Regions from separate parts of the Homo sapiens genome. Here region 2 is linked to region 1. The links are chromatin loops, found by intact Hi-C in ENCODE. Cell type or tissue: dorsolateral prefrontal cortex. All regions are shown on one strand.

The links. Hi-C counts contacts between places; a loop is a spot of excess contacts. Peaks named below come from ENCODE experiments on the same cell type or tissue, not always from the same donor. Only the 100,000 strongest peaks of a DNase experiment are listed, where the experiment ranks them.
Region 2: a loop joins it to region 1, with 14 times the contacts of the local background. A loop is called at or near these places in 1 of 110 quality-filtered maps.

What each region holds. Positions count from the first base shown.
Region 1 is chr2:7,405,205-7,407,704 of GRCh38, reverse strand. No RefSeq gene overlaps it. Among named protein-coding and RNA genes, the nearest start is that of LINC01871, 320 kb to the left of the region's middle. In dorsolateral prefrontal cortex, no CTCF peak of the experiment used is centred here; a DNase peak (open chromatin) is centred at 1,189; H3K27ac peaks cover 2,053 bases.
Region 2 is chr2:7,291,378-7,293,877 of GRCh38, reverse strand. No RefSeq gene overlaps it. Among named protein-coding and RNA genes, the nearest start is that of GRASLND, 370 kb to the right of the region's middle. In dorsolateral prefrontal cortex, no CTCF peak of the experiment used is centred here; a DNase peak (open chromatin) is centred at 1,521; H3K27ac peaks cover 2,001 bases.

The DNA of each region.
Region 1 (2,500 bases):
GAAGTCTCAGAGGTGTTACCTACTTCACAGGGATATTGTCAAGCTTAAATGAGAAATGCAGGGAGGAAAAAAAAAATGCAACGCCAAAAGCACCAGACAGACCGAATTCGGTCTACATGGTTTTGTTCCAGGCCTTTTCTGAGGGAAATGCCAAAGAGGATGTGATATAAAGTGTTCTTGTTTTAACAAAGAGGTAAGGTCTTTGGGAAGTCTAGGTTTATTGTCTGATAAAGATTCTATGTAGAATCATAATATTCCTGAGAGTATGTCAGCCTTAGACTATTCGTAATATTAGTAACATGTACATAAAACTTTATAATTTCCAAGGCAGTTTCTCAAATGGATTTTCTTCTGACCCCACCTAACCCTGTAAGGTGGGCAATGCGGGGAATAATCCCCATTCAACAGATGAGCAGACTGTCACTCAGAGAGGGACTTGGGACAGCCAGGACTGGAGCCCACGTGTTTCACGACGCCATGCCGCTTGTCACTCACACATTCACAGACGCTTTTATCGTAGGAGAGGATTTTACATCTCATCAGCCATGAAATATTGAGCCTATGTCTGAAGGCTTGGCTGTCTTGCAAACACAAGAGGCCCCAGTAGTTGGTGTTTAGCTGAGAGTATTTGAAATCACATTTGTCATGTGTAAAGTATAGAGCTCTTTGCAAACTGTAAAGTGCAAATATGCATATACAGTGTTATCTTTTCATTACTGGTTTCCATTCCAACAGCAGACGAATGTCTCCGGCTAGGAGGAAGACCTCAGACCTTCCCACTGTGATTGCAGGAAACTCACTTCCAACCCTCTGCTGTGAGCCAAGCTCTCCTGAGAGCACTGCTTTGTCTTATCTACACAACTTGGGAGAAAGTTGACGGCACTGCTTCATTTAGAAATTCCATGCTCTGAGCAAGTTACCTGAATCCTGCAAAGCCCCTTTGCACGTTTCACAAAAAGTACTTGGAAATTCTTTTCCCCATGGAGACTCTCCATGGCTGTGTATTTCAGAGAGAAGGAGGCAGACATGATTTCAATAGCCCAGAAAAACAATCTAAGGAAGCTGGGACCAAGGGAGAAGCAGAGCGCAGGAGGGAAATTCTCTTCTTTGCCCATAGTAAACGTGTTCATGTGGTCAGCAGCTGGAATGCACCATCCATGGCCCCTGATGTCATCAAGTAGCCACCCATCTGCTTGGTTTCCAAAGCAGCTAGGAAAAAATAGCGTCCCACATCCCACGCACTCCAGCTGTCCTCGGCATCCAGTGCTCAGTGACTTTTTTTTTTCTAAAAATAAAATGAAATAAAATCATCACTTTTCCAATCAAGAAAGCACTTGTTTAAAGAACAATTATGTGAGACAGAAGCCATTGTTCTAAATCTACCTGTAGGTTTGTTGAAGCAAGTGTGGAAGTCACCCCTTTATCACAGATAGGCATCCTCTGAAAATTGAGCAGCAAAGCCGGCTGGTGTTGGAAGTACCTGCTTGTTATGTCCATTTGGAGGAAGAGAGTTGCTCTCTGGGTTCCCCTGGGCCACGGTGCTAGGTATGGGACACTGTTAGCTCTTGGGAATTGACTTCTTGTGTAATATTGTGAGCTTCATTATTTCTAATTGGATCGCAAAAGCATCCCTCCGTAGAATGTGGACATATGTCAATTTTCAAGAATAGAACTGGCAGATATTTGCAGACATGCAGCTTTTGGGTATGCCAGCATTATCTCCAGTCAAATTCAATCTCAGAGGAAACACAAATCAAGCAAACATTTCCCCTCAGACTTCAAGTTTTAGAGCAGAAATTCCAAACAAGAGTCAGATAATTGAAAGAGGAGAAAGGGGTCTGATTTCTCATTGTGGCCAGGAGAGTCTGCCCTCCTATCTTTTCTGTTTTTCTTTTGAGACAGAGTCTCACTCTGTCGCCCAGGCTGCAGTGCAATGGCACAGTCTCAGCTCACTGCAACCTCTACCTCCTCGGTTCAAGCAATTCTCCTGCCTCAGCCTTCTGAGTAACTGGGATTACAGGCGCGTGCCACCAGGACCGGCTAATGAGCCTGCACACCTCTCTAGCGCAGCCCTCCAACCCTCTCTTAGGTCCCCGTTATGCAGTTGTACTGCACTGCAGGCACAACCTGCTTGGGATGACATCCCAGGTGCATGCCAAATAGTCTCCTTTTCATTTGTCCTGTCAGCTCATCTTTCCTTTAACATAGGCAATACTTGAGAAATTCCCCGCCTGCTGTTTGATTACAGTAAAATTATATAAAATACATTTGTTTCCCTCACTAGAACATCTATTGTTTATATATTTAAGAAAGGCTTATAGGATTTATCATGTACAAGCCATTCTTCAAAGTGGCGTACATGAAAGAGCTCACTGAATCCCCCCAGCAGCCCTGTAGTTTAGGGGTGGTTGTTGTGGCCATTCCACAGATGTGATAACTGAGGCCAGTGGAAAAAAAACACTTTGTCCAGCATCACTCAGTGAGAGGGTGGCAGAGTCAG
Region 2 (2,500 bases), 110 kb after region 1:
TTAGCTTGACAGAGAAAAATTTGTGTGTGTGCAAACCTTGGTAATCAGCTGTCTCTGGAAGGGTGGAGCCACCTGGCCCAAATGCAGACACCTGTGTCCATGCCCTCTGAGAAGTTGCACACAAAACCACTCTGCTGCAGTACACACCCTTGCATTTAGATGGTTTCTCTTTGAAGAGCTACCAGACATCAAAACTATGTTACCACGTTTCAGCAGGAAAAACTTCTTGATATTCACTCCACTGAAAAATGTGGGTGTTCCATCGAAAACAGGGTATGTGAATCATCAGTTCTGTTGCCCAATGGAAAGGTTTGAAATTATTTTTACTTAAAATTTTTTTTAAATAAAGGAAGTCAAGTAGTTTCTAAACCAAGAATTTTATGTGTATATGAAGCATTTGCTCTTCAGTTTTCCAGTGTTCATTCCCAGTGAGATGTGATATTACATTGCCCCATCTATTTTTTGACATATAATGAATATTAGACAACTTTATGTTCAAAAGTGTTTATATGGCATCTTGATTAAAATACAGACTATCACAAGTGTATCTGATGCTCAGAATCTCATCTAAAACTCATATATCTCCATTCTGAGGCAGACATTATATGCCGTAATGTAGTTCTTCATTTTTAAAAAACTAATATTCATTACATATAGATGAAGACACTGATCATACCTATTTATAGATGAAAGCTGAATTATCAGCTATATTATATTTACTTACATTTTTCTCTTTGGGGTATCATTTTGTTTCTCATCTTACAGAAGCTTATATGCTATAAGGATTTAATAAATTACTTAATAAATTAAGCATTTGGGAATAGTGATGTGTATTGTTTTTCCTGCTCAGTAGAAACATACAACTGGCTGGTTGGTAATCTACCAGCTACAGTGGTTGGTAATCTACCAACTACAATTTGAAGTTGGCTTCTGTATCATTGGGTAAGGTAGCTGGAGTGTCTTTTCATCCTCATGCCACCCTATCTCCACTTATTTTCCAAAATGCTGACTATGTCCATACATGCATTTCTCACACAATGACTATTCTGGGTCTTCCTCACTGGGTCCAGTGCCTATTCTGGGTCCTCCTCATTGGGGAGCTTTTTAAGTTTCCCTCTTGTTTCTTTACAGCCATTTCTCAAACTTATGAGAGCTGTTTAAATATTTATATACTTTCTGGTAGAAAATTCAGGCATGTCTTTTCTTCCCTCTAATATTCTCAGTTTAGTTATACCTCCTGTACCCCTTAGAAATAGGATTGCAAATGCATAACAGGAGTGCCTGCAAGCCCCAGCCCTACCCGTAGGAGACATTGCTACAGGAACAGGGCACTGTTTTCAGAGAGGCCCAGGGAGTCTCACTTCTCAATACCGCCCTTACGTCATCAGCCGTCTGGAATCAATAAAGAAGATGAAACCTATTTAGAATTTTTTGCCTCAAGTTTTTGTTTTGTTTTCCTCTTTCTTCAAGCCTTTGTGCAGAACAGAATGAATCTCCACAACATCCCACTCCACCACCCTTGAAGACAGGCTCGTGGGCAGCTAACGTCAGATGCTGTAGCATAAAGATGTTTGGAATGAAAAGACTGGAAACAACTACAGAAGAAAACTGTGTCAGGGCGATGTAGTAAGTGTTCCCTGGAGAGATTGTTTTTCATACCTAAAAAAAACTGAAGTCCATAAAAATGTTTCCTATGGAAAGTTCCACCAAGGGAGAGCTTTTGTAGAAGTCATTCATGAATGTAGGTCACCTGGGTTCCTTCTTTCCATGGATTTTGCAAAGAAAACAAAATTAGCAAAAAGCGTTGATATGGCACATACAGGTTCAGAGCTCTGTGAGTTAAGGTAGAATCTTTCTTTATTTTAAATGCTGCAAGCTAATCAGCTGCAGATAGAAACTAACAATACTTTGTAAATATGTGGAAGCCTTAAGCAACCCATCAGCCTGGTATAAAGATGCATGTCACATAGGCATGAGGCACAGAAACAAGATGACCAAAAAGGACATGAAGCAGGGTACTATCCCAGATCCGGGCACCATTGACTCCCGATGAAGACCACTGGGAACTAACAGGAGACTCACGCTGTAATCACAACTTTCACTTCACGTGTTATGTAATGATGTCACCAGCCAATGTTTTAAGAGCTTTATAAATATTAACTCACTTATTCCTCATAACAACCTTGTCATGTAGTTACCATCATTATCTCCATTTTTTTCAGTGAGAAAACTGAGGCACAATGAAGTCATAGCTAGGCTGCCTTTTATCTGTTATTTATACTTTGAGAATTTTTTTTTAAATGCGTGCTTATTTTTCCTCTTAGCAAATTGTACATAATTTGTTTCATGAAGAAGGCTCCATCCTTTATTGGAGCTCTGATAAAATACCGAGATACAAGAATCACTCCAAAGTGTATTTCAGAATTTACTATTCTACCTGCCATCCATATAAAAAATACTATGTACATATCTATATGTAATATTTAAATATTTATATGCA